2 separate regions of the Homo sapiens genome follow, and region 1 is linked to region 2. The links are chromatin contacts, found by Hi-C or POLR2A ChIA-PET in ENCODE. All regions are on one chromosome and are shown on one strand. Each heading gives the region's core, a stretch centred on a gene start or an enhancer-like site at or near the end of the contact. The rest is flanking DNA. Distances are from core to core; before and after follow the strand shown.

Region 1 (4,092 bases), core at 216-2,715, 720 kb after region 2:
AAAGAAATATGGCTGACCCAAAACCAACAAGACAATCACTGAAAAGTGACTTGTGAACAATGTGAACAATGTGACAAAAATGAAAAGACAATGTGAACAAAAATGAAGGAGAGATCCTTGTAGGCTAAAAGGGGAGTCTTCCAGATGTGAGATTGATAAAAGCAGGGAAAATTCAGTAGAAAGAGAAAGCCGAAGACCATGCTCCATGTGTAACTCATGAAGTGATTCAAAACAGAAAGCTAGCTTAATTCAAATCAATACATTTTTACTAAGTATGGGGTATTGCGAAAAAGCATATGGCCCTTGCCTTTTAGGAAATTGCCGTATTTAGAGGCAAAGCAAGACTTGCTTATATTCTCAAAAGATCCCCACTCGTTACCTTATTTCCCCTTTAAACCGCTTTACCATATTTGAGATCATGTTATTTGCTAACTTGTTTGTTGATTTGTTTTCCTTCCTTATCAAGAGGCAAGCCCCTTAAGGGCGGGGATTTTTGTCCTTTTTTCTTTTTGCAACCCCAACCTCTGCAATAGTGCCTGGCACAATGCAAACAGCTCAATAATAATTCGTTGAAAGAAATGGAGAATTAGATCGTAGGGTGAAATAATCTTAAACTCTCTGGCCTTGAATCTCTCTAGCTCGCCCAAGATATCAAACATTGGGGGTCAGGCCGAGAAGAGGAGAGGAACAATTTTTTCCTGTTAGGTCAGTGGTTTTTAGCCTTTGGTTACATTAGCATCACCTGGGGGCATCTTTAGACATCATCCCGAAGCCCAGACCGCACCCAGGACTAAACTAGAATCTCCAGCCAGTGGGTCTCAAGCATCAGTTTTTTGTTGTTTTTTTTTTGAGACATTGTCTCCTTCTGTCGCCCAAGCTGAAGTGTAGTGGTGCGATCTCGGCTCACCGCAACCTCCGCCTCCCAGGTTCAAGCGATACTCGTGCCTGTCCCCCGAGTAGCTGGGATTACAGGCGTCTGCCACCACGCCTGGCTAATTTTTGAATTTTTAGTAGAGACAGGGTTTCGCCATGTTGGCCAGGCTGGTCTTGAACTCCTGACCTCAGGTGATCTGCCCGCCTAGGCCTTCCAAAGTGCTGGAATTACAGGCGTGAGCCACCGCGCCCGGCCAAGTATCAGTATTTTGGAAAGTTGCCCAGGAGATTCCAATGTGCAGCCAAGGGGAAGAACAGACGGAGCCAAGGCGCGGGGATCAAGGATAAAGGAGACAAGCTCCACTAGGCAGAGCCGGGCCTCTTCTCGACGTCACGCCCTGGCGTTGCTGCGTGGTTCGTTTACTCAACCGAGAATAGGCCGGTCCTCGCTGTAGCAACACGACCCGCACAACTGATTGAGTGGGAAGCTCCGCAGAGGCGGACTCCAGCCTCCCGCCAATGAACGGGTAGGGTCCGCCCGGCACAGCGCGGCCACGCCCCCTGGACGCCGCGGTCCCGCCCCCGGACACCGCTGTCCGGCTCCCGGGCTGTCCTCAGCAAGGGCGCGGTCTGGTACTCGTGCGTCTTTTATCGCCTCAGTTTCCCTCCGCCGACTAGCGCGCGGGGCCCGGTTCTCCATCGCGCGCACGGCAGCCTAGCGCAATGAGGCGGGCAGCACTGCGGTAGGTGGCGGGGCGTGGAAGGGGCTGGCAGGGCGGTAGCCTGGGGTGCCATCGTCTTCCCCTAGAGCTTCGGGCTGGCCCCGGCGGAAGAAGTGGGCCACGCATGGGCATTTGGGCTCTATGATAAGGGGCGCTCGCCCACTGTACCTCCGACCGGACATAAGCCCGCCGGCCTTTGGTTGGGAGAACCTCGCCCCCACTTTGGCGACTTCTAGCACTGAGTTTGATATTAAAAGCAAAGCAGCACTTTTAAGGGAGGAAGTTGGGTGTTCCCTAAAATTCCTTTGGCCTTGCTCATCCGGGGTGTGGTTGGTAGCCGCGTCGGGGTAGCCCCTTGTCAGAAAGATAATATTTGGAGTTCTATGTTACCTCTAGCCCTTCATCTTCCTTTGGAGAACATTTTTAGGATTAAATGCTTGACCTACTTCGGCTCTTACTTAAGTTTGTTGTAACATTGGCAGAGATTACAGGGTACCTTTTGGCTCCCAGGACCCTAGGACTGTGCGTCTAGGACCCTGGTGCCAATTTGAACTTAACTTTAATGAGCCGCAAAGCCCTTATAAGAGGCTGGGTGCTTTGATTGGGCCACGTGGGTAAGGGAGGATGCCTTTTTGTATATGTAATCTTCCCAGCTGGCACAGTTAAGGCCTGAGGGCCTTAGACTCCAGAGCGTGTCTAGCTCTCCCTAATCCCTTTCACCCGAGCATGCCACCCTTTCCAAGTTTTCTGCCTGGCTGCATCCCAGGGGGCTCACACCTGCTCCAGTTTCTGAAGTTATCTCGCTGCCAGTGGGCCTGTCCCCCTGATGTGACTCATAGTGCTTTTGACTCACATTAACCCCATCAATTCTCTTGGGGGTCCTGGATATCTCTCTCTCTCTCTCTCTCCCTCTCTCTCTCTCTCTCTCTCTCACTCACTCACTGTTCCTGGGGACTTTGTTATCAGTTGTAAGGGTTCTGTCTTGTTTATAGTACTTAAAAACAAACAAAAAACCTTTGTTAAACTATTTGAAGGCAGACTGAAAGTCATTATGAGAGGGGCCACAGTTGACTTTAGCTTGCAATGTGAAAGGTCTTCTACAAAAGCTCCATGGTCTTGTTCAGGTGCTTTCTCTTATAACCCTGTGTTCCTTTCTTGAAAATTCTATTGAGGCCGGGTGTGGTGGTGCACGACTGCAGTCCCAGCGTTTTGGGATGCTGAGGTGGATGGATCACTTGAGGCCAGGAGTTCGAGACCAGCCTGGCCAACATGGTGAAACCCCGTCTCTATTAAAAATACAAAAATTAGCCGGGAGTGGTGGTGCATGTCTGTAGTCACAGCTACTTTTGGAGGCTGAGGCAGGAGAATCGCCTGAACCGGAAGGCAGAGGTTGCAGTGAGCTGAGATCGCGCCCCTGCACTCCAGCCTGGGCAACACAGTGAGATTCTGTCTCAAACAAAAAACTATTGAACCTTAAGCGGATAATCTCTTAGTGTCTAGTGAGAGGAGGAGTTCACAAATGAATATAGACTGAGATGATTAGGTTCTTTGACTGGTGGGCAACCTTTGTAGCTTCTTTTCTTTTTTAGACTTGCAAGAGGCACCTTTGTTTAGTCTCTAAATAGAGGTTATTTCCTCAGAGTGGAGGGCATATGAGTGGTATTGCCTGTTATTGCACTGAACACTCTTCCTTGCCAACTGCTGTAAGCTTGGGACCCAGGGCTGAGCCAGGGTGAGTTATGTGACTCCCCAGGTAGGCCATGGAGGCCTTGAGTTTTCTTTTTTTTTTTTCTCTTTGAAATACTTTTTTTATTTCTTTGGGATATATGTCCAGAAGAGAAATTGCTGGATCATATGGTAGTTATATTTTTAATTTTTGGAGGAACTGCCTCATTATTTTTCAAAATGGCTGTACCAGTTTACATTTTCACCAATAGTGTACGAGGGTTCCCTTTTCTCTACATCCTCACCAACACTTGTTATCTTTTGTCTTTTTGTAATAATCATCTTTTTATTATTATTATTATTATACTTTAAGTTTAGGGTACATGTGCACAATGTGCAGGTTAGTTACATATGTATACATGTGCCATGCTGGTGTGCTGCACCCATTAACTCGTCATTTAGCATTAGGTATATCTCCTAATGCTGTCCCTCCCCACTCCCCCCGCCTTGAGTTTCTTGATCTCCTTTGATTGGAAAGGTTCAGTTACAAGGTCCTGGGATTTGAGTGTTGCAAAGGCCTCTCCACAGTAAAGGCCTAGAGGTTTTGCTATAAGTAAGACTCCTGAGGGCTTATCAGGAGATAAGCCAGTAACCCTGAGGTACTGAAGTGTTGAGTATTGATTAAAACCATTCTCCCACCTCCTCCACCTCAGTGCGGTGTGTGTGTGTGTGTGTGTGTGTGTGTGTGTGTGTGTGTGTGTGTATGTATTGGGGGAGATCGGAAGAACTGGGCTCTATCTGGACTCTGCTGGTGTGCCTGTTGACTGGCACT
Region 2 (3,846 bases), core at 196-2,695:
TTTCATCATCATTCTCTGGCAAATTGGCTTCTAAAATTTTAATTTGGTCTCAACTTTAACCTATTCCTCTCTTCCTATCCTAGCTTTTAAAAAAAAAAAAGTATGGACATCACTTTTTGCATATCAGGTCTTCCTCAAATGTTCTACCTACTCTGCACTTTAGTTTTTATGCCCAACTGACACTATCACTGACACCCTTGACATTTACATAAAATTCATTAAATGAACAGACACCCTACGATTTCCCCTGGAGAGCTTAGAACATCTTTGCTGCTGGATTTGATTTTCCTCCAGGGATGCTGAGTTCCATTCTGATACCTCAATGCATGCGTTTTACTTTTAGGTGTTTCACAACCAGCTCCTTCGTTTTCTGGGGAAACATGATTCAGTTAACAGAAGGTGGTGGAATCTATTCCCATCTCAGCTAGGCCTGAGGCAGGCTGGGAACCCGAATCTTCTTTGGTCCCACCTCAATCCGTGAAAGCCGCCCACCAGCCCACCGGACAGGGAGAATGTGGGTGGGACACCAATGGAGAAGAGAAACGAAAGGTGCTGGCACTAAAGCCAGAGTTGTATTAGACCCTGCTCTGATGCTAGGATCCCAGACGTCCGCTCTTCCCAAGCATCTAAGGCGTCTGCAGGCCAGGCCTCTAACTGATTTAACATAACCTGATGAAGACAACAGTTCGAGTCCTGCCACTCCAGCCACACAGCAACACCTTAGAGCAGAAAAGGAACAAAATGCCATTGCATAATTTATTCAACCTCAAGGTATTTCTAAACAGTTCTTACCCAACCAAAAAAAAAAAATTCTAAAAATAAAAACATTAAAAAGCCACCCACATCTCGTTCTGAAGTTTTAAGGGCTGTGAGGTTTGTGTCAAGCAGATTTGAAGCTAACGACCGCAGGTTTGGGGAGTCTCGCCTGCGATGAGGGTCCTGCAATGAGACGCCGTTTCTGTGTCTCCGGGTAAGTCCCAGGCTGGGTGCGAGGGGGCCAGGCCCTGCCCCTCCGCGCCCCGAAATCCGAGCCCCAGGAGAGCCCCCCGGATATTCCCTAGCCCCGCCTGCGGTTCCCACAGACTTTACCCCGAAGCTGCGGAGATCCGGGGTGGCAGCCCGAATGGCGGCGGCCCCGGGCCCATGGGGACCCTTGGCCCCGTACTCACCGAAGTCCAGGAATTGTTTGATGGAGAGCGGCGACGGCGAAAAGCGCGAGTAGCGCTCGATCTGCTTGGGCACCGGCTGCTTCAGCAGCCACCGGAACAGCCGCATCCTCGCCCGGGCGGCGCACAGACCCGCCTAGACGCCCGGGTGGCCGCAAGGGCTGGCGCAGCCAAGCCGCACGGATAGGGCACGTTTGCGAAGCGCGCACCCCGGCCTCGATCTCGGCCTCGGCGCCGCCGGTGCAGCCGCCGCAGCAGCAGCAGCAGCTCCAGGACAGCGGCGGGCCGCCCGCGGCTTCCCTAGGCTCCGCCTCGCTGGGCGGAGTCGGTTGCTGCACGTACGCGGCGCGCGAGGGGAGGCGAGGAGCGCGAGGGGCACGCGGCCGCGCGCGCCCTCCACTGATTGGCCGCCGCTGCCTCTGTGACGTTTGTGTTTTGTCCGGGCGCGGCGCCAGAGACCCCCCTCCCTGGCTCATGGGACTCAGCCCAGCCCAGCAAGTGCAGCCGCTTTCAGCTCCGCCTCTGGCTGGGTTCTCCGCTGCCGAAAGGTAGCCGAGGTGCCCGCGGACCGGGAAGAGGCCAGGAGCCCGGAATCCGATCCTCCGCGCTGCTCAAGACCCTTCTCAACCGCAGGCGCCTTTTCCGGGAGGAGGACTTGCCGTTCGCTGCATCCTGACACTTAGATTTTACAGCCTAACTAGACTGACTCTGTTTCGTGGCCCAGCCCCACCCCCACCTCCCTGCCTGACTCCCAAGAGAACACCTTTGGAACACCTTTGGACTGGATTGTTAGTTCGCTGATTCTCTTTTTCGTGGTTCCTTTCCCCTCCTTCCCGCACAAGATTAAGTGACTGATTGCATTTCATGTCCCCCCACCACCACCGTTGGACGGGATCCATTGTGAGGTCAAGGGTCAATAACACCCCCTACCTCCCCAATGCCAGTGGACAGGATAATTGCAAGGTCACTGACTCTGTTTCATACCCCCCCACCCCACTACTACCATTGGAAAGGATCAAATGTAAGGTCACTGGCACTTTCTTTCATACCCCTTCTCTACACCACCACCATAGGACAGCCCCCTTCACGCTTCACCACCACTTTTGGACAGGAGTCTATGCTTACACAGTGTTGGGTATTCTTTATCTCAAGTGAACTTGAGAGCCTGGCATGGTGACATGCACCTATAGTCCCAACGACCCTGCAGGCGGAGGTGGGAGGATCACGTGAGCCCAAAAGTTCAAGATCTGCCTAGGCAACATACCCAGACCCCCCTCTCAAAAAAAAAAAAAAGTGAACTTGAACTCAGGGCTCAGTATATGAAATTGTTATTTCCTATTATGAGTGAATAAAGTACAGCTTACTTTAGCCATTTCCACCAAACCTTGGCTTTTTTTTTTTTTTTGGCAATATGTAAACATAAACATATGTAACTAAAAGGACAGGAAGAATGTTCTTTAAGGAAAGGTACAAATGTGACTGGAAGCCACTCCTTGGGTCTCTGATTGGACTAGTTTTCTCACTGAATGAGATTATTGGTGGGTAGCTATTTAGCTTTTGTGCCTTCAGTGGACGTTTATGCAGCCAATTCTTTGCTTAATAAAATAGTTGCATCTCTACTCTGAATGTAAAGAAAAGTAACATACACAGTAAAAGACCTCGGCCAGGTGCGGTGGCTCACGCCTGTAATCCCAGCACTTTGGGAGGCCGAGGCGGGCGGATCACGAGGTCAGGAAACCGAGACCATCCTGGCTAACGTGGTGAAACCCCAGCTCTACTAAAAGTACGAAAAATTAGCCGGGCGTGGTGGCGGGCCCCTGTAGCCCCAGCTACTCAGGAGGCTGGGGCAGGAGAATGGCATGAACCTGGGAGGCGGAGCTTGCAGTGAGCCGAGATCGTGCCACTGCACTCCAGCCTGGGCGACAGAGCAAGACTCCATCTCAAAAAAAAAGACATCCAGTGGTCTTCTAGACTTTTGGATTTTCAAGAACATCTTGGTCATCTTCATCTTGGTAGAAGTATGTAGACTACCATGTCTTTTCCATTCAAATTAAATCAAAGCATTAAAAAAGACATACTAACAACTTATTTAACCAGGAGCTTTACCAGAAGAGCTAAGTAATCCAGTTGGTGTGCATGGGCAGACAAAGAGAAGACCAGTGGCCTGTGGTTCCTAAAGTGACTTTCAGGTGCTACCTGGAAGTGGAGCGATAATTGGTGGCAGTTGTCAGTGAGCAGGAAGAAGCTGGATGTTTGTGGAGAGGGAGATTTTCTCAGCCTAAGCAACAAAGCGCTGATCTTTCTGAGCTTGCAAATCGCTTGTTTCACTTCTTCCTTTTCCACTGCACAAAATGCTACTTAAAATCCATTCTGTTGATTTGATTATTTAAACTTTCATGTGCCTAATTTTATTTCTGCTTTTCCAAAAGGTGACAAAGTCCTAGAAGTTGGGAACAATATGAAAGAGCCCTATATAATGTAAAATGTGCTTAGACAAGGCTAAGGTCACCTAGCCTGTCTGCGTCACGCTTATTTTTATGTCAGATTAAGATACCTGATTTATCTCCCTGGCATTTGTGACAGTCAAATGAAATAAACCACATGTAATATAAATACAAGGTACTGTACCTCCTGTGTACAGCAATGCATATATTTTTACCTAATACTTTCATGATAACTT

Evidence for each region. A loop is a pair of places that touch in the nucleus more often than their neighbours do. ChIA-PET counts read pairs that join two places held with the same protein, here RNA polymerase II (POLR2A). Pooled maps may share reads with other maps.
Region 1: a pooled map shows a loop between it and region 2 (5-fold over the local background). The contact joins the promoter of ACOT9 here to the promoter of PDK3 in region 2. A Hi-C loop is called at or near these places in 1 of 37 single-sample maps with no recorded cell type and 8 of 50 pooled maps. POLR2A ChIA-PET finds 5 or more read pairs at or near these places in 1 of 52 experiments (GM12878).

The regions. Positions count from the first base shown.
Region 1 is chrX:23,740,649-23,744,740 of GRCh38, reverse strand. It overlaps ACOT9 (acyl-CoA thioesterase 9), which reads left to right and starts at 1,465. Exons shown (of 16, transcript NM_001037171.2): 1 at 1,465-1,616. The coding sequence starts at 1,597. RefSeq lists a silencer at 1,296-1,615 and an enhancer at 1,886-1,935.
Region 2 is chrX:24,462,885-24,466,730 of GRCh38, reverse strand. It overlaps PDK3 (pyruvate dehydrogenase kinase 3), which reads right to left and starts at 1,445. Exons shown (of 11, transcript NM_005391.5): 1 at 1,170-1,445. The coding sequence starts at 1,275. RefSeq lists a silencer at 1,385-1,704.